Regions from separate parts of the Homo sapiens genome. Here all the other regions are linked to region 1. Evidence: chromatin contacts called from ENCODE Hi-C or POLR2A ChIA-PET data. All regions are on one chromosome and are shown on one strand. Each heading gives the region's core, a stretch centred on a gene start or an enhancer-like site at or near the end of the contact. The rest is flanking DNA. Distances are from core to core; before and after follow the strand shown. Region 1 holds the start of RFX3 (regulatory factor X3). Region 2 holds the start of UHRF2 (ubiquitin like with PHD and ring finger domains 2). Region 3 holds the start of BRD10 (bromodomain containing 10). Region 4 has its middle 19 kb from the start of ERMP1. Region 5 holds the start of ERMP1 (endoplasmic reticulum metallopeptidase 1).

Region 1 (3,735 bases), core at 540-3,039:
CTAAAAGTTAAGCTGAAAAAAATGAACAAATTTAGGGGATCTGTAAAACTGGGTTAACGTTAACCAAGAACCTACTATATAAGGACTAATAAGTATTCAAATCTACAGAGAAAAATAATTTTTAAAAGAAATACTTAAAAAGGAAAAAGTTCTCTCTCCTGAGCAGGTTCAAGTCACTGTCCAAAGAAAATCAAAAAGTAAATAAAAAGAATATGTTAAGTACACACATGCCTAGATCTTAACCAGAAAGAAAGTGAAATATACACACGTTTCAAGTTGAGAACCTTCATACATTCTTTATGAACTTGACTTGAATTTCAACTCTCAAAGGAAAATGAGGAGATTAAAAAAAAAAAAACTCTTAAAGTACCATAACTGTCACAAATAACACTGTGAACTGAGTTCTCACAAAGCTTCCTTGTGTCCCTTCCCTGTTCATCACAAAGTCTCATAATCACAATGAAAATTGTTAACACTCTACTGCGGGGAAGGAGGATCATCAAAGTGAAACGGAACCTCACTACTCCCCCTCCCACCTCCACATGAAGGATAAAGCACTGTCAATAACTACTAACCCAAGTATCACAGATGCCCTGCATCCGGTTTAAATCACAAGCACACACACACACACACACACACACACACACACACACACACACACACACACCAAAGAAGAGAGAGGAGACAGACTTTAAAAAAGAAAAACATCTTTCCCAGTACAGCAAAGAGGGCCCAACGAACAGGCCCCAGGTTTCAATATGTGTGCAAGGGGTGTGTGGGGGGGGGGAGAAAGAGGGGGAGGGAAGAGTGCTGAATGGATGTTAAGACTGTTTGCCGCACAAAGAAAATACAGTTTTAAAAAGAAAAAAGAAAACCATGAAGCTGATGATGGTGAAAGAAGAGCAGCCCATTCAGCACCAGGCAAAGAGGGGCAAAAATGAAGGGAATGGGCGGTGGGAAAAGTTCACCAACGTATGAGGATTAAAAATAACAAAACCCATAACAAGGCCCCACAAGTGAACAACAACAACAACAAAACACCACCTCTTGGGTCCCCCCCTTGCACACTGTTGTCTATTTCGGCTTTGAAAGAAGCAGGAAACAGCAGCGTTGGAAAAGAAGAAAATTAAAGAAAGAACAAATTCTTATCTCTTCACCTGACCCTCCTCCTCAGACCAGACCTAAGGGAAAGATCCAGCATCCGCATCGGAAAACTGTGGCTCCCTCTCCCGCTCGGCTCGCAGCCCCCCAAGCTCCCGCTCCATCCCTGAAGTGCGGCCGGCGCAGGGCCGGGGCCGGCGGGCGGCGCGGCGCCCACACCCCCGACCCAGCCGCGGCGCGCAGGGTCCATTGTAAACAAGCCCGGGGAACAGAGCCCCTCGGCGGCGGCGCCGCAGCGGCAGCCCCCGTGTCAGGAGTGAGACCCCAGCACAGCCACACTCGGCTCGCACACACGAACACACACACGCACGGACACACGCGTTCACACGCAGCCACACGCTCCCACACACATGTAGAGACCGAAGAATATTCACCTTGGCTGTGGATTATTGTGGTGTTGTTGGTGGGTGATGGAGATGGTGGTGGTGGGGAGGAGGAGGAGGAAGAGGAGGAGGAGGAGGAGAGGAGTAGTTGTTGTTGATGGGTAACAGTCGCCAGGACTACGGTGACTATGGCGCTTGATTCACAAGGCAACGGTTGCTATAACTCACAAAAGAGAGAGAGAGAGGGAGAGAGAGAGAGAGCGAGAGGGAGAGGGAGACACTCGCACGGGGAGGGGTGGGGGAGGGAAGAGGGGAGGAGGCGGGCCCGGCCAAGCCGCCGGAAGGGGAGGGCGCAGCGCTGTGACTGACGGCCCCCAAACCCGGGTGGGGTGGCGGGGCGGCGGGGTGACGGGGCACGAGGCCGGGATTCCACCGCAGGACTCCGAAGAGGTGCGCCTATGCTTGGCTGGGGCTGAGGTCACCAAGAGTCCTCTCGGAGGGACGTTACTACACGCGCTGGCGAGGCCCAGGAGTCGTGGTGCGAGGGGTACTATCTGTGAAACGAGGGCTGCCTGTCCCAGCAGCCAGCTTTGTACAGAGACGTCCCGGAGCCACGAGAGAGTAACGGCTAACCCGGGGGAGGGGGTGGCGAGGGTGATTCCAGGCACTTTGTGAAGAAACGAGCTATGGCGAGGGAAGAATCCACTTTGAAGAGCGGCCCCCGCCCTGCCCGATACGTTACTTCCGGGGCGGGGCGGGCAGAGGGGCCCGGATGTGCCGCCGCTTTTTAGTTTCTGAGGCGCCGGCGGTGTTCCTGGTAGCGTCAGCCTCCTGGCTTTTCCTTTTCCTGGACGCTTCAGGGCTCCGCGGCCTGCGCTAGACTGGAGGGTCCGCGTCACTCTCGCCCTCCTGCTTTCCGCGCTCTCACCCGCTCCCGCCTCCTGAGGGCACGACTTGTGGAGGAGCGCGGGCGGCGGGGCGTGAGCGAGCTGCCTCTGCCGCCATCTTAGAGAAGGCGAGCGTGGGGTGTGCGTGGGCGCGAGTCGGCCTCCCGCGGTGCCGCCGCAGCGTGGCGCGGAGAGGTGAGGTCCAAGCGTGTCCGGCCCTCACTCCATAACGAAAAAGCGAGGTCATCACTCCCTATCTACAAGGGATGGGAGTAAGTGCCTGTAGAGAGCAAGAAATTGCCCTGCCCGGAGGCTGAGAAAGCGCATTTGGCGGTTCCCCTCGACGGAAGGCGTAGAGGGGCGGGGTAGCTTACACCTGCCTGCGATACCATCCTGTTAGTTTCTAGTTCTGTTAGTTTCAGCCCTTAAGTGCTCACCCCTCTTTAAAGACCGAACTGGGAGTTGAGCTCAAGCCCGGATCCTGTTACCTGCCGTGCTCTCATCCCCCGTTACTCAGCCTACTGTAGCTGAGGGTCTTGCTGTTTGTGGCTGTATTGAGATAGACGAATGGCTTCCGTCTGTGTTGAATGTTGTTAACACAACCTGCCATCTCAAACACCCGTTGATAAGGCACAGCCTGTAATGCCTCATGGTTCAAACAGACTCCTCCAATTCTCTGCAGACTCGAGTCCAGCAGGCACATGCCCCCAGGCCCTGCCAATACCCAAAATCTCCCAACATTTGCCGCTAAGCTGCTTAACCAGGACAATGACATAGTAGAAGTAGAGCCTTAGGAAGTCAGTTCTCCTCTTGAGGCTTAATTTTTGCACCTGCAAGTAAGGGATTTGGGCCGGCATGCGTTCACCAGCGCTAAAATAATACTGAGCTCATTCTGTGTCCCAGAACTGGTGCTAAGTGTTTTACATACATTATCTCATGTAATCCCAACAACACCAGTGTTAGGTAATATTCGCATTTGAGGAAAAACAGGCCGAGAGTCCTAAAAGTCGGTGGTTTTAGTTTATGGCTGCGTGCCATAGAATACAAGGTTACCTTGTTTTAGGAACCAGCTACTTTGGGTACGTTTTTAAAAGTAATATTGTTGCCTTTGATAATCTCATGAGTTAGAGATGTTCTTACAATAATAATGTGTTGCAGTAGTGAACAGTGGTGAGCCTAGTGCTAAAGCTAAAAGGTTTCCTGACCCACTGTGGTAGTAAGGGCTTCTAGTCAGACAAATGATTGTGTGGTGACCAGTGTGGGTCCCATTTGACATACAGATGGGAAATGAGGTATACGTTCCAGCTTTATGAAAACTGGTAGTCGTTATGAATATTCTCTTTATTATATTTACTGATAAAGTC
Region 2 (3,735 bases), core at 861-3,360, 2.9 Mb after region 1:
CTTATTGAGGTAGGTAGTAAGTGTGCTTTAGGTAGATTTGGTTGGTGCAAATGTAATTGTGGTTTTTGCCACCGAAAGAAATGGCAAAACCCCAATGACTTTTGCACCAACCTAAATATCATCTCATTTACATATGTAATAAATACTCAATATTTGCTTTAATTAAAATAGGGGTAGACAAGTGAATTATATTTAGAGGTTCTAGGTGACTGAAATTTTCACAGGGGCAGAAACCCAAAATATGTATGTGCAGTTAATTTTTTCTGTCTCTTCTGTGTTGGGCCATCTTTTTTTTCTCTTTTTTTTTGAGATGGAGTCTCACTCTATCGCCCAGGCTGTAGTGCAGTGGCGTGATCTCAGCTCACTGCAGCCTCCGCCTCCCGGGTTCAAGCAATTCTCCTGCCTCAGCCTCCCGAGTAGCTGGGACTACAGGCAACTGCCACCATGCTCAGCTAGTTTTTTAATATTTTTAGTAGAGATGGGGTTTCACCATGTTGGCCAGGCTGGTCTGGAACTCCTGACCTCAAGTGATCCGCCCACCTCGGCCTCCCAAAGCGCTGAGATTACAGGCCTGAGCCACTGCGCCCGGCCTTTCTCTTCTTTTTCATGATATACTACTGGATTTGTCTGTGCTTGTAATTATTTTAGCTGTTTATTAGTTTATTACAAAAAAATGGTACTGTACCTTTATGGGAATAATTAGCACCTATGTGAATATTTAAGTTACCGATTTTGGCAAATGTGAAGTCCAAGTTGTCTTGTTTTGTTTACGTTTATATCCTCTCTCCCTTCTTGAGAAGACATATTTTCATTTAAAATAAACCCACTTGGCCGGGCGCGGTGGCTCACGCCTGTAATCCCAGCACTTTGGAAGGCCGAGGCGGGTGGATCACGAGGTCAGGAGATCGAGACTATTAGCCGGGCGCGGTGGCGGGCGCCTGTAGTCCCAGCTACCCCAGGGAGGCTGAGGCAGGAGAATGGCGTGAACCCGGGAGGCGGAGCTTGCAGTGAGCCGAGATCGCGCCACTGCACTCCAGCCTGGGCGACAGAGAGAGATTCCGTCTCTAAATACATACATACATACATACATACATACATAATAAATAAAATAAAATAAACCCACTCACCCCCACCCCGACTCCCCAGCTGTAGCAGGGAAGGATTAAGAAGGCGGGGTGGGGGGTGGGGGAAGCCCTGTTAGGTAGTGCTGCGTTGGGCCCACTTCTGAGGGTTTAATCCTAGTAGGGTCTTTGGAGTTCTTTCTTCGGAGGCGCGTAGCTCTGCATTATTTAAAACTGTTTCCCGCAAACCCGCAATCCCTTAGGCCAAAGGCACCCCTAACGCGGAAAGTCTACGAACGGAAATGTCCGGAGTTAGAGAGCGGCCTTTCGGGCAGCTGCCCCGACTTCTCCAAGGCCGGAGGGCCGGCTGGGAGCGCTGCAAGCCAGAGAGGGCGATCCCAGCGGGACCCGCGGCCTGAGGATAGGCCTGGAGCTGCCGCCTCCGCCAGGCGACGGGAAACCCTCGGAAGTGGGTTTCCGCGCGAAAGTAGCATTGCGGCCAGGCGGGAAACGTGTTCGCGAAGCAGGAGGGCCCCCGGGGCCTTTCCCGGGCGACCCGACCCGCCAGGCCGCGTGGCGGGAGCTTTCCTGTTGAGCGCGGTGGAGCGCACACATTTCCTTCAGTTCTTTCTCGGAAGTTTAGGCCGCACCCACCCGCGCCCCCTTTCCAGGATTATACAAGTGCACGCCAGGGTTTCTTATTTTTGGTGTGTTTTTGAGACCAAAGAACCATATCCGCTAAGCCTGAGGAGGCACCCGCCCCCTCAGCTCTGAAACGAGGCCTCAAAACGGCAACCGATGTGGTAGCCGCGCAATCTTCCGAAACCCAAAGGCTAGAGGGCGTGCCCAGTGGCCAGGTGCAGGCGGTGGGGCAAGTAACGGCTTTTGGTAGCCCCGCCCCTCCGACCCGCCCTCTCCGCGCCTGCCCATTTTCGTTCCCTCGGGTCTGTAACCCTCTCCCGGGCCGCTTCCTCTTTAAGGCGGAGCCCGGCGTGGATCTCGCGAGATCCGGCTTGGCGCCGTGACCTCCATGTGGGAGCTCCAGCTCTATAAGTAAACACTCTGCGCGGCGCAGACATGGCCTCTTCCTATCTTTGAGGCGGTGTCTGCGGCAGCGCCTCAGAGTGGTTCCGGTCGTCTCTCCTCAAGTCGGCTAGTCGGGCGCGCGCGCTGAGAGTCGTCGCCGCCTGTCGGGCCCGGCGTCCGGTCGGTCCGGTGGGCGCGCTCGCCCGCCTGCCGCTGAGGGCCCGAGCCGCAGGGAAAGCGGCGCGGGCCGGGCGGGGCGCGGCGCCCAGAGCTCAGGGGGAGACAAAGGGGACCGGTTCCTCTCTAGGCGCCAAGATGTGGATACAGGTTCGCACCATTGATGGCTCCAAGACGTGCACCATTGAGGACGTGTCTCGCAAAGCCACGATTGAGGAGCTGCGCGAGCGGGTGTGGGCGCTGTTCGACGTGCGGCCCGAATGCCAGCGCCTCTTCTACCGGGGCAAGCAGGTGAGGCGCGCCCGCCGCGCCCCTAGCGAGGCTGGGGGCCGGAACAGCTGGGCTCCTCTGGACGCACCGGTCCGAGGGCTCTGTGCGCCGCGCGCGCAGGGCTCACCTGGCTCCGCTGCGGGTGGGCAGCCCCCGCGAGGCGCGGGGTGCGGGGCCCAGTCCCGCCGAATGGTGGGGAGTGGGTCCCTGCCAGCCCCAACTGGAGGTGCGCCGCGCGGGGTCAGAAGTGAGGGCGTCCGGAGCGCAAATATCTCGCCGTTTGTATTTGGTAGGACAGCGGCCGTAGGCACTGGGTGCCCAGGTCCCTCGCTTCCCGCGCTCGGCGGGGCCTGGGGCCCCCAGAGGGCGGGGAGGGCAGAGGGCTCTGGCGGCCATGCCACCGCGCGGGAGACCCGGAGAGCTGGCTAACCCGGCTGAGCGTTCGCCTGGCTTCCGCGGCTCTTCCGCGTCTTCGGCTCTCAAACAGGGGAAACTCGGGCATTGAGCTCTCAAGAATAAGAACCCTAACTCTGCTTCCTGACTGTGGTAGGATTCGCGCAAACTGAAGATTCGAAGGGTTTCCAGAACTTCTGGTCCCTCTCCCTCGCCGCCTTTCCTAGGTTTGGAATGTCTCGAGGGAGGTTAGAGACCTGGGCATGAAGAAACTGTCGGTTTAACCGGGGGCCGGGTTTACGAATGCCCTATATAAGCCAAGAGTTTTATTCCCGAAGTGAAAAGGAGTGTAAGACTGTTTGCTTTTCTTACTTCTCGCCTTCTAATACTCATGTCGTTCACGCTTTAAGCATAGCACTGCAGCATAGCCAGCGGTGCATACTTGAAGGCTGTCTGTGGGCATCTCTGGTATTTTTATGGTCTGGCCAGTCTAAGTTTTTTTCCTATTCCACAAGTCTCTTACAATCTATATCCCTAGCCACTCAGACCCATCGTATTTTTCTTTGTCTTCATGTTGTTGTTAATACACTAAAAAGTTGGCATCCTGAGTTGATAGACCACAGTTTGGCTCCAATCCTGTGGTTTTAAATAAGTGTAGCTCTTTGATTTGGTAGAAGTAGCCTACAGTTGCAAACTACTTAAAAGGAATATTTTCCTCCCCTTCACAGGCTTAGTCTTCGAAGACTGTCCAGAAATTTCATAGTAACAAATTACACTTTGGGAAGGAGAGAGCTTTTTTTTCCCCTTT
Region 3 (3,735 bases), core at 402-2,901, 2.5 Mb after region 1:
ATGTCATGCTAAAACTGTCTAAAAGTTGCAGGTCCAACTTCCATCCCACAAAAACTGTTCCTCTGCCTACACGTGCAATTCTTCCTACGGGACCCATTCCATTTTACATCTGCAAACTATACCCAGCTCTTCAGCGCTGCAGACTCGGGTTTCCTTCTCAGTCTACGCGCAAGCCGGGTTCGGCCCACACCCACCACACCCCTCCGGTCCCCGCCCAGCGCCGCTCCTCCTCCCGGGCTTCTCCAGCACCGACTCAGCACCTATCAGCGCCGCCCCCAGGCCCCTGGCCCAGCCCATCCTCGGGCACGTGTGAGTGTGTGTTTGTGTCAGTCTGTCAGTCCCACCGGGGACCGGGCTCGCTTACCGAGAGAGAAGCGCTAACTTCTGCTCCAGCATCATCTCCAGCTTCTGGCCCTGTTTGGAGATCCAGTGGTCCACTCCGTGCAGGCGGTAGCACGTCTCCAGCATCAACCTGAAGTCCGCCACGAACTCGGTGATGCCCCCGTACTGGCCGCTGGCGAACTTCTCTTCCATCTGCAGCAGACACATGCCCTGTCCGGGCTGCTGCGGGAAGGCGCGACCGCCCCGGCCCCCGCTGCGCGGCCCTTCCGCCACCTCCTCCTCCGCGGTGGCAACGCCCCCCAAGGGCTGCAGAAAGGGGGCGGTGAGGCCCCGGTGCTTCTCCTGCAGGAACTCGCCCAGGATGCGGTAGCCCTGCTGTAGCTCGTAGGTCAGCTCCTGCTCCTTGCAGCAACCGCCTCCGATCACCATCGCCTCCATCTCTTCCTCCTGATCGTCCGCGTCCTCCAGCGAGGAGGCACTCCTTCCGTGGGCCGGCCCTGAGGTCTGGGCCGCCGCTGCCACCTCCTCCTCGTCGTCCTCTCCTTCGGCCGCCGGTGGCGGCCGCTCTTCCTCCCCAGCCGGCTCCATCGCTCCCGGCGTCCCGGGCACACTCATGCCCCGGCAGGCCTAGGCTGGGCGGTGTGGAACAGCCGCTCGAGGTGCTGGGGGACGCGTGAGCGCGAGCCGCTTCCTCACGGCTCGGCCGCGGCGCGTAGCCCCCGCCACATCGGGCCTGGCTCTCCTCAGCCGCCGGCTCGGCTCGGTGCGCGCGGGGGTCTTGAGCTCACCGCCGGCGGGGCGGGGTTACATGGCGCGCGAGGAGGGGGGAGAGAAGAGGAGAGCCTAGGTGCCCTCCTCTCCCCTCCCCCCCGGCGGCGGCGCGCGCACGGCCCTCGCCGGCCTCACCCCTCCGCACCCCGCCCGCCTGCTCTTCACCGGCCAGGCCCTGCCGGGTCGCCGCGGCCTCGGCGCCCCACCCCCTCCCGGGCCAGCGGGGGGCTGGGAGGGGGCGAGGAGGAAGGGGGTTCTCCTCTCCCCTCCCCGGAGGGGGCCGCAGCGGCGGCTCCGGCTCCTCCTCTCCCTCACACCCCCTCCCGCCCCCCTCTACCTGCGGGGGACACGGGCAGAAGGAGGCGGTGCACGGACGGGGCCCGGCGACAACTGTCAGTTAGAAGCCCCGCTGGGCGGTGAGGGGGGAGAAAGGGGAGGGGCAGGGAGAGAAGGGGGAGGGCACTCAGCCCCCCGGCTGGGAAGAGCTGTGGAGAGAAGCAAAGAAAGAGGCCCTGTCGCCATCCCCGGTGCGCATGCGTAGTAGAACAATTCCCCCCTCCCCCCCCGCCACCATCGTGCCCCGCCCCGCTACGCAAAAGGAAGAGCTTCGGCTCAGCTACAGGCCCAGAAGCCTGCTAGGGTTGCGCGGACCAATGATGTAATCAATCGTAGGCCAATCGAACATGTTGATGGAGGGGGAAGCAAGGCGCCTGCGCAGCTTAATTCGCTACCGCCTGGGAAGGTGGCCAAAAGGCTTTTTTTAAAGCAAGTGCTTCAAGAGGAAACTTCTTTTGCAAGACCCGTGTTAGCCCCCCAAACTAAAATTAAAGTTGCTAGATAACCTTTGTTAATGGCAAATGAATAGTGAGAAAGCGCAAAATGTAAATCTTCTCTACTATAAAATTTACATTCTGTTCCCACCCTTTCTCCCTTGTGACTGCGGGTCTTCTATATATAACCAGAATTTTGAGAAGTTTAGAAAGAAAGTTTAAGGACTCGACCATACGTTCACATGCAGAAGAAAAGGAAGTGATTTTTAGAACCCCAGCTCTTAACATCAATTCATATTTTGGAACTAATTCCATGTTTTCAGTTACAAATTTCCACCCTCCCGATTCTTGAGATCTGTTAAGAATAAAGAGAATGGAACCTCATTTAAACAAATTCTTGGGACTGAAAACAGTCAAAATAGTTCATGTCTGAGTTGTACAGCATTAAACAGTTGTTTGCATGGGCTGATAATCTCACTACATTTTACAATTACTGTTTAATGACTAAAAAGTGGACTCATCATTCACATTGGTTTACATGTTACTTAAAATTAGTTGGGAGGTAGGAATTCATGGTTCCATAAAGCAAATACTACTATTTCCTCATGTTCTATTTGAAAGACGCACATATTATTTTTTCTAGGTACACAGAACCCTCGTTAAAACCTAGAATTACCTAAACACAAAAACAAAATTACAGAAATCATGCATTTTAAAAGTAAAATGTGTATAACTAAATGATTAGGATACTCTGACTCTTGCAATTGTTTACTTCTCATTAATGTGAACTTTAAAGCAGTGATAAAATTTTTTTTTAACCTCAAAGCTGTTTTTGTCCAGTAAGTTAAGTATCACTCTTAAGTAAAATAGTGAAGCGGGAACGCTCTGTTAGGGTATTCACACTGTCCTCCACACATACCTTTTATCTAGTATTCGAGGTCTCCTCTCATCAGACATTTGTAATATATAACGCATTTACAGGGTTCTCTCCCCTCAGAGAAGAGTCTGTGGACTCTGAAGAGTCCACAGAACCTCAGCTCACAGAAAGAAAAATGCAGGGATCAGTCTTACTTCAGCACCTGGCAACCAAAACGTGTGTCTGACTAGACATTCCTCCTTTCTTTCGACAAAGCCCAGGAATCTGAAGCCCAACGTACCCAAGCAAACATCCTCTACTCCTCTTTAGTCATCAGCTCTATTTCATGACTCTTGGACAATATTAGCTTACATTATTGAACCCTGTGCCACTAAGCACTTTATATTCATTGTCTCCTTTAATCTCACAACAAGCCTATCAGCTAGGTATTAACCTTATTTTTCAGATGAGGAAACTGCCTCTTAGTTTAAGAAAGTTGTTAAACAAAGTTAAAATCTAGGTCTGTCATACTTCAAAAACTCCAGGTGCCTAATTCCAAGTCATCTGGCAGAATTTCTAATTCCTCATACATAAAAGTGTAGGGAATTGCTAGAAATGTTGATAAAGGGTTTCTTAATTAAGATTATATAAAAGAGAAAGGTGTGGGTGAGTAGAAGGAACCTCAACTCTAGGTTATGAAGAGGTCAAGATGATAGCAACTTAACTATAATGAAAGTAGGATCGGGTCCTTGATCTTAAAAAAGAAACTCTATTACACAAGAAATATGGGCTGGGCACGGTGGCTGACACCTGTAATCCCTGCACTTTGGGAGGCTGAGGTGGACAGATCACCTGAGGTCAGGAGTTCTAGACCAGCCTGGCTAACATGGTGAAACCCCGTTTCTACTAAGAATACAAAAAATTAGCTGGGAGTGGTGGTGCGCACCTGTAATCCCAGCTACTCGGGAAGCTGAGGCAGAATTGCTTGAACCTGGG
Region 4 (3,735 bases), core at 583-3,082, 2.3 Mb after region 1:
ATATAAATCTACCCAAATCTTGACACAAGACAGTAAAATCTAGGCCAAAGGGCACTCTTCCACCCATGCCCCAAACTCACACATGCCTTATTGCTCTTAGCAAGCAGACTCGAAATTAATGAACACAGAATCATATCCATGGTGGGATTGTGGATTTCAATCGTGGCCTTGCAGTGTAGGCACCACAGGTTATTTCTTACCAATCAGGAAACAAACCCAGAGTGTTTAAGGAATAGGCCCAAAAGGTCACACAGCCTGCTGTTATCAGAGCAGGCCAGGGCCCAGGTCTCCCCCCCTTTACACTCTGTGGACTAGTGTGACTCTGTGGATCATCGGCATCAGAATTACCCTGAGTGCTTGCTAGAAATAGAGAATTCCTCGAGACCAGCCTGGCCAACATGGTGAAACCCATCTCTACGAAAAATACAAAAATTAGTTGGGCATGGTGGCAGGCACCTATAATCCCAGCTACTTTGGAGGCTGAGGCAGGAGAACTGCTTGAACCTGGGAGGTGAAAGTTGCAGTGAGCCAAGATCGCACCATTGCACTCCAGCCTGGGCGACGAGAATGAAACTCCGTCTCAAAAAAAAAAAAAAAAAAAAAAAAGAAGAAGAAGAAAAAAAGAAATAGAAAATTCCCTGGCCTTCTGGGGTGGTTGGGGGAATTGGGAGGGAGCATGTGGCTGAGGAAACTGAATGTTTAACAAGTTCCTCCTGTGACTCTGAGATACCGTGAAGTTCGTAAACCTCTGAAAATGCTCACTGTCAGTGGTTCTCTACTCTCACTCTACATAAGAACTAGATGAAGCATCAGAAAAACCCAAAAACAACAACAACAAAAAATCCTGGGCCCAATCCCAGTATTCAGTTAATTTGGATGGTGCCAGGCAATTGTATAATTTTGGAAAATGGCTCAAATGATTCTAATGTGCAGTCAGAGTTGGAAACCCATGGCCATTGTGAACAGTGGTACCAAATGCTATACCTGAAAGGGCAGCCACCCTGTAATTCTACCCTAGCCTTCTGGCCATGTCCTAGCTTGCAAGCTCTGAGGAGGTAGGGCAGGACTCTGAAGAATAGAGAATGAATGAGGAACAAGGTTGCATCCTTTGAAAACTCCAGAGCTTTGATCAGTTACCTCACCCTCAATTCAATCCCCCATCCAGGAACTGCCCATGCCCTGACATCCTCCCTTGACTTATTCCCAAAGATCTCACACTGTGTTCCCTCTTTTAGACCCTTCAGAACAAAATCTGAAGATGTTAGCCCTTTTAGGCCCAACATCTCTATGCTGTGCTGGTATCAAGCAAAGCCTCCAAGATGTTTCCAATTTGTGAACATAGTGCATCTTGTAATTGATTTGTTCTTCTCTTTTCTCTATCTACTAGGAAGCTCAGAGCCAAATCTGAGGCACACCTTTAGCAGTCATACAGCACCTTATGGCATACATTTGCTATACCTTATTTTCCTGTCATAGCTTTTCTTTCATTTGTTTCTGTTTACCTATTTTTTACAGAGAAATGTCCTTTTTTGATTTATTCTGACATGCTATAAATGAATTAATTACACTATTTAAAGACTTTTCATCAATACATTTCTCTTTCTCTTGGGTCAGACAGAGAAAAAGAAAAGAGCATGCAAGAAAGATGGAGAGAAGAAACACATGCACACAGATAATATATAGAAGTGGGAGGAGGCGAGGGAGGGTTCGTGATCATATCAGCCTTACACAGGGTGGTGCTCTCCAAGGGGCAAGAGTCAACCTGCTTATTATAACCATTTCACAAGGATCTTAAAGGAACTTCCTTCTATGGTCAAACCCTTTTGTTCTTACTCAGAATCAGTCTAGCTGTTAAGTCTGTGGCAGCTGGAGCTACAAAACCAAGGCCTGAAAGTTGCAAAACTAGGTACTGTGACTGTGAGTCACCTTTCCCCTTCACACACATACACCCCACAAAATTGATTTTAACACACATAAAAATTGAGAAAACACTATAATACTAAATCTAAGATGATTTACAAAGGAATATTACTTAACGAATGGCTTGAAGTAGTTTTTTAAAAGCTTGGAGAGATTTTGATTTCATAATGAGTCAACAAGTCATTTTTTCTGCCATTAAAAAATCTCATTTCTTAATAAAAACACTTAGTTTTTCATGACCTTATAAATAAAAAAGCTCCCATTTCAAAGTAAAAATGAAATCTAAGATTATATAGACGTTTATGTCATTACTTTTATCTAAGCAACATACATACATGCTCAAGTAAAGCAAAAGGTTAAGTAAATTTCTGCAATAAATAGGCTGCTTTTGAAATGCAAAGAACATTATAAAGAATGCAGAATCTTAAGGGTAATCAAGCAGTCATTAAGTTTTTCTTAAGTATTCACTTTAGATGTTGTTATTTCTGGCACAGGTAAGCAGCAGAGTGTTTTTTTTTGTTTTTTTGTTTTTTTTTTCCAGACAGCGTCTCATTCTGTCATGTAGCTGGAGTGAAATGGCATGATCAAGGCTCACTGCAGCCTTGACCTTCCCACGCTCAGGTGACCTCCCTCCTCAGCCTCCCTCATAGCTGGGACTACAGGCATTGCCACCAGCTAATTTTTGTATATTTTGTAGAGATGGTCTTTTGCCATGTTGCCCAGGCTGGTCTCGAACTCCTGGGCTCAAGTAATCCAGCTGCCTCAGCCTTTGAAAGTGCTGGGATTACAGGTGTGAACCACTGTACCCCACCATAGCAGCAGAATTTTTTATGTGCTCAAATACTGGAATCTTTGGTTACTGCCATATCAGCAAAGAAGCCAACCATTTTAAGAATGTTTTATGAGAATGTTCATTAAAAAAAAAAAAAAAGAATGTTTTAAGTGAACACCTTGCAAATCCTAAGGATAGCTATCTATTTTTTTAACCTTGTATGTATTTTAATAAGCTGCCTCAAACATGCTTTTTGAAATCAGGGAAGATATAGAAAAATTAATAACAGCAACTGATAGGATTCAATTCATCACACTGAAACATGTTTTTGTAAATGAGATAAAAATCCTTTCCTGACTACAGGGTCATCTCACCTGTTAGTTCTTTTCACTACAGGGGAGAAAACAAACAAACCAGCAAAAACCTTTTCCTCTGCCCTCTTAGGTTCAGTGTCTGGGGCCTGAGAATTAAACTGGCAAAAGACAGATTAACAGGGGAAAAAGCATCTATTTTATGGACAAAGGAAACGGGTTTGGGCTTCTGGGGGTGAAAAATTGTAGGAAAGTGACTAGGAAGTATACAGGGAAAGTAATGGAAAGCAAGGGTTGCTTTAGTAAGGTGTCTTTATGCCAACTCATCTCAGTGCCAGTTTTCTGTCTCTAGTGATAGGTTACTTTCTTCATTCTGATACAGGAGAAGGGTGGAAATTTATGCCACCTTCACAAAGGGAAATTTATGTCCTGCTTCTAGGCAGAAAAGGAAAGGGCAGAGAGCTCTTCTTACAACTGCTATTTCTCCATTGCTTTCAGCCCAAAATAATCATATGCCAAGGTGGCATACTTTGGGGTGGTATAACCTGATCCCCTTCACCATGTCACTTAAATTCTCTCTTGTCCTGTTGCTGTGCTCAGAGATGCCCTGGGGTTTCAGTGTTGATCTCCCAGAAGAGCCATACATATCCTGTAAGAAACTATGCTCTGTTGGTTAAGAAACAGCCACCTAGATAAAGTTCAAAGAATTCTGCACTCCAGATTGTGTATGTT
Region 5 (3,735 bases), core at 623-3,122, 2.3 Mb after region 1:
CTCCACCATCCCACTCCCAACTTCTCCCCATATCAAACCAATACAAGGACTAGGGATGTATTCAAAACGTGTGACCACTGGCCAGGCACGGTGGCTCACGCCTGTAATCCCAGGACTTTCGGAGGCTGAGGTGGGTGGATTGCTTGAGCTCAGGAGTTTGAGACCAGCCTGGGCAACATGGTGAAACCCCATCTCTTCTAAAACTACAAAAACTAGCCAGATGTAGACTACTATCCGCCTGTAGTCCCAGCTACTCAAGAGGCTGAGGTGGGAGGACTGCTTGAACCTGGGAGGTGGAGGCTACAGACCCGAGATGGAGCCACTGCACTCCAGCCTGGGCGACAGAGCCAGGCCCTGTCTCAGAAAACAAACAAAAAAAGCTAAAGACTAAGCAGGATAGAATATAACTTCACTGTGCATACTCCTGAACGTTACAGATTCTGGGTTAATGACTTTAAGTAGCAGAAACCAATGAGCAAAAATAATCAAGTCAAGAGGTTAAATAAGGCGGGCGGGGGAAACTTTTGATGGACCTAGCCCTCCTAGCATACACCCAAGGTCTAATAACTTCAATTCAGGCCAAAACCAACTGTACCCCTAATGAAAACAAAACTGTTTTTGTCTTTTCACTGCATTCCAAGTGGGGAAAGCTGGAAGTGGGGGTGGGAGACGTTTCAGAAAGTCCTTAATAAGCTTGCAACACTTTGCATTCTAGCAAAAACTTTTTAGAACACAGTAGCTGTTGAAAACTTGACGCCAGCTTAACACTTCATGAGCTTTGACACACCTGGGTTACAATATCTTTGACTTAATCACCTTTCCTAGCATTCTTAAAGGTCTTAAAAAAAAAAAAAAAAGTCAAACCTTACACAGTCACTAATCCAAGGGGCCTAAAGATAAACTGCAGGGATCTGAGAATTTATCAGACTGCATACCAAATTTTGACTGGGCGGTGTTCCAGAAAGAGTTTCTATAGCCTTCAGATGTGGGGGCTGTAACCCTCAGAAAGTTAGAACAGTGCACTAGCGCCTTCCAAAACTCCCCGCCCCCAAAGCGAATTTATACAACAGTCTAGGTACACAAATTTCCATCTGGAAAGCAGAAGGGCTAAGCAAGGTAAAAAGGGGAAGCTGTTCCAGAATATGGGGAGACGACTCACAACCAACCATCTGCACGAAGGGCAGACAGTGGAAAGCAGGTTCAATCTACCTGGCAACCCCAATCTGCACCACGAGCTTAACCGGGGACAGGCAAGCCCCAAGTCCCGGCAATTCAGACCCCAGAAGAAGGACAAGCAAGGTCACCCCACCCCACGTGCAGCCTGGGAGGGGTCAGCGAGTCCCAGCGGTCCGGCAGGGGCGGGTGCACACAGGTGCGGTGCCCCGGAGCCTGCGCAGGAGCCGCAAACGGACGCGCGGGCCGTGCCAGGAGGGAGCGGCCGGTACCTGGCTTGGAGCGCGTCGAACTCCCCGCGGTGTCCAGCGGCCCCGCGTAGCACGAGCTGCTGCAGCGAGAGCTGCACCAGCGTCCGCAGCGCGATCAGGTAGAGCGCGAGCCCCAGCGCGGCGCGCACCTCAGACAGCCCGGTCCCCGCGCCCCTGCTCGCGCCGCCGCTACCCCCGGGGCTCCTCTTCCGCGTCCTCCCGCCGCCGCTGCACCCATCCACCAGAGGCTCCTGCGCTCGGGCCTCCCTCTCCGGCGGTGGCGCGGCCGCCGCTCCCTCTCGACGCTCTACTCCGACGCGGTGCCGCCTCACAGCAGCCGACTCAGAACCCCACTCCATGGCCACGAGCCTCAGCTGCCAGCCCAACCGCCCCAACCCGCGACAGCCCCGGCCGCCGCCGACGCCGCCGTCGCTGCCGCAGCGCCTCCTAGTGAGCGGACGGAAACTGCAGAGGGCCAAACTTCTTCTGATTGGCCCGTCCCGCCGCGCCAAGACCCAGCTTCTTTGGCAGTTCTCGGGTGCACACAGCTGCAGGGCCGACCCAGCAGCGGGTGGTGGATATGCCGTCTCCCGCAGGGCTTTTCCAGCCCTCTGTAGGACGGAGATTGCCAAATGTAAAGACACCTAAAAACCCAAAACGAGAAAAATGAGAGATCGCTTTTGAAAGAACACACAAGGCTCTTACAGTGCATCAGGCAGATGAAAAAAGCAATGACCTGGCTTTCGTAAGGAAGGAATATTAGAACATCAGGCTCCAAAAAAGTGGGTTCCTGGCTCTTAAAATTAGAAATAAGATTACGCAGAGGAGGCCCGGCCTATTGCTTTCACATGCATAATCTAATCAGATCTTCATAACTCAGCAACTTAATCTGTGCTATTACTGTCTCCATTTAACAGATAAAGAAAAATAATGGCTATTATTTATTGAATACCTGCTATGAGCTAAGCGCTAGGTCAAGTCCTTTAATACATCATCTTATTTAATTATCTTTAACAATACTTAAAAGGAAATATCTTTGTTCCCATTTTATAACCTGAGAAACGTAGAGATAACAGATGAAGAATGTAAATCTAATTTCATGGGCTCCCAAAACAGCATTCTGTTCCACTACTACATTAGCACTCTGCAAGTGAAGGTTCAGAAAGGCCATTCTTCACTTGACGACTCTCTGGGGCGGTTAAGCAGCAGAGCCTTGGTTTCAGTGCAGATCCTAGTGATTATCTAGTCTTCTTCCAGCTTGCCGGTACCCATGAGCCTCTCTGCTCCAAGGTTTTTTGTCCCTAGCTTGGAGTTGCTACATTAGCATGAGCATTAACCTAGAGACCAACTGGGAGAGCACACTGCCGGATTTTGACTTAGCACATATGTCAGATTTCATACAATGCCCTATAGTCCTGCTCTTGCCCACCTCTCAGGCTCCTCTGACACCAGGATGCTTCTTATTTCCAGCTCTCCAGCCACACTGGCCTCTTTCAAAGACTTCCTGCACGCATCTTTCCTTCTACAATAGGATCTTCTCACATGCTGTTTGAATTACCTGGAGTGTTCTTCTCTCTCCTCATTGTCTTTTTAACTCCTAGTTATCCTTTAAATCTCAGATTAAGTGGTACTTCCTCAAGCAAGAATCTCCTAATTTAATTAAGCTTGCTTCCCCTATTTGTAGGATCTCACAGCACCATGTTTGCATGTGACTATTTCATAACTTCCTCATTAGACTGTAAGCCCCACGAAGGCAGGAATCAGGTCTGGTTTTACTCACCATTTTATTCCTTGCTCTTAACACAAAGCATGACACATAGTATGTAGTCAATAGATATTTCTTGAGTGAATGAAAAAATGAAAACATACCACTTTTGTGGCAGCAAGCATAATTTTAGCTCTACAAGATCCCTTTCAGTCTGTAAGCACTATGAGACTAAAGACAGTGTCTATCTTATTTAATCATCACTGTATCCATAGTGCTTAGCTCTGGATAAGAGCCTAGCCCATGGTCATAACTATATGTATGTATATATGTGTGTGTGTGTGTGTGTGTGTGTGTGTGTGTGTGTGTGTGTATGTCTGACAATATCCCATGGTACCATAATAGGGAAATGCCTGGCTGCCTGGCTGTTGGGGACGGGTAGATCTGAGTTCCTGGATCTGGTACCTTTAGTACACATGGCATTATTCAAGTTACAATCTCACAGAGTCCACGTGTATTTATCTGTGGTAATGCAGATGATACCTGCCTTAAGGGGCTTCAGTGAGGATTAGATAGATAGACAGATGATAGATGGATAGATAGATG

Evidence for each region. Hi-C counts contacts between places; a loop is a spot of excess contacts on that map. ChIA-PET counts read pairs that join two places held with the same protein, here RNA polymerase II (POLR2A). Pooled maps may share reads with other maps.
Region 2: a map of CD4-positive, alpha-beta T cell shows a loop between it and region 1 (5-fold over the local background). The contact joins the promoter of UHRF2 here to the promoter of RFX3 in region 1. A Hi-C loop is called at or near these places in 4 of 168 maps with a recorded cell type or tissue (CD4-positive, alpha-beta T cell, CD8-positive, alpha-beta T cell, ascending aorta and 1 more), 7 of 37 single-sample maps with no recorded cell type and 19 of 50 pooled maps. POLR2A ChIA-PET finds 5 or more read pairs at or near these places in 8 of 52 experiments (CD4-positive, alpha-beta T cell, CD4-positive, alpha-beta memory T cell, CD8-positive, alpha-beta T cell and 5 more).
Region 3: a map of CD8-positive, alpha-beta T cell shows a loop between it and region 1 (10-fold over the local background). The contact joins the promoter of BRD10 here to the promoter of RFX3 in region 1. A Hi-C loop is called at or near these places in 7 of 168 maps with a recorded cell type or tissue (CD4-positive, alpha-beta memory T cell, CD8-positive, alpha-beta T cell, aorta and 3 more), 1 of 37 single-sample maps with no recorded cell type and 18 of 50 pooled maps. POLR2A ChIA-PET finds 5 or more read pairs at or near these places in 7 of 52 experiments (CD4-positive, alpha-beta T cell, CD4-positive, alpha-beta memory T cell, activated B cell and 4 more).
Region 4: a map of CD8-positive, alpha-beta T cell shows a loop between it and region 1 (4-fold over the local background). The contact joins the enhancer-like site here to the promoter of RFX3 in region 1. A Hi-C loop is called at or near these places in 3 of 168 maps with a recorded cell type or tissue (CD4-positive, alpha-beta memory T cell, CD8-positive, alpha-beta T cell and naive thymus-derived CD4-positive, alpha-beta T cell), 1 of 37 single-sample maps with no recorded cell type and 9 of 50 pooled maps. POLR2A ChIA-PET finds 5 or more read pairs at or near these places in 1 of 52 experiments (GM12878).
Region 5: a loop to region 1 is called in a map of ascending aorta, with 7 times the contacts of the local background. The contact joins the promoter of ERMP1 here to the promoter of RFX3 in region 1. A Hi-C loop is called at or near these places in 6 of 168 maps with a recorded cell type or tissue (CD4-positive, alpha-beta memory T cell, CD8-positive, alpha-beta T cell, ascending aorta and 1 more), 1 of 37 single-sample maps with no recorded cell type and 20 of 50 pooled maps. POLR2A ChIA-PET finds 5 or more read pairs at or near these places in 3 of 52 experiments (CD4-positive, alpha-beta T cell, GM12878 and naive thymus-derived CD4-positive, alpha-beta T cell).

Annotation. Positions count from the first base shown.
Region 1 is chr9:3,524,212-3,527,946 of GRCh38, forward strand. It overlaps RFX3 (regulatory factor X3), which reads right to left and starts at 1,790. Exons shown (of 17, transcript NM_001282116.2): 1 at 1,536-1,790. It overlaps LOC124902110 (a long non-coding RNA gene), which reads left to right and starts at 2,274. Exons shown (of 8, transcript XR_007061398.1): 1 at 2,274-2,566. RefSeq lists enhancers at 931-1,547, 2,125-2,174, 2,435-2,734 and silencers at 1,235-1,324, 1,755-1,944.
Region 2 is chr9:6,411,089-6,414,823 of GRCh38, forward strand. It overlaps UHRF2 (ubiquitin like with PHD and ring finger domains 2), which reads left to right and starts at 2,111. Exons shown (of 16, transcript NM_152896.3): 1 at 2,111-2,555. The coding sequence starts at 2,403. RefSeq lists silencers at 1,829-1,968, 2,249-2,428, 2,499-2,928.
Region 3 is chr9:6,006,831-6,010,565 of GRCh38, forward strand. It overlaps BRD10 (bromodomain containing 10), which reads right to left and starts at 1,652. Exons shown (of 8, transcript NM_001017969.3): 1 at 365-1,652. The coding sequence starts at 957. It overlaps MIR4665 (microRNA 4665), which reads left to right and starts at 996; the gene lies at 996-1,074. RefSeq lists silencers at 120-179, 570-729, 920-1,149, 1,200-1,719 and enhancers at 320-549, 681-1,182, 1,183-1,682.
Region 4 is chr9:5,849,824-5,853,558 of GRCh38, forward strand. It overlaps a transcript of ERMP1 not described here. Among named protein-coding and RNA genes, the nearest start is that of ERMP1, 19 kb to the left of the region's middle. Within about 2 kb of position 1,833, at least 5 of the 41 ENCODE cell types and tissues checked have a DNase peak (open chromatin) inside an H3K27ac peak, as active enhancers do; they include GM12878, where a contact is called at or near this core.
Region 5 is chr9:5,831,245-5,834,979 of GRCh38, forward strand. ERMP1 (endoplasmic reticulum metallopeptidase 1) reads right to left here and starts at 1,873. Exons shown (of 15, transcript NM_024896.3): 1 at 1,446-1,873. The coding sequence starts at 1,783. RefSeq lists silencers at 1,440-1,659, 1,740-1,959.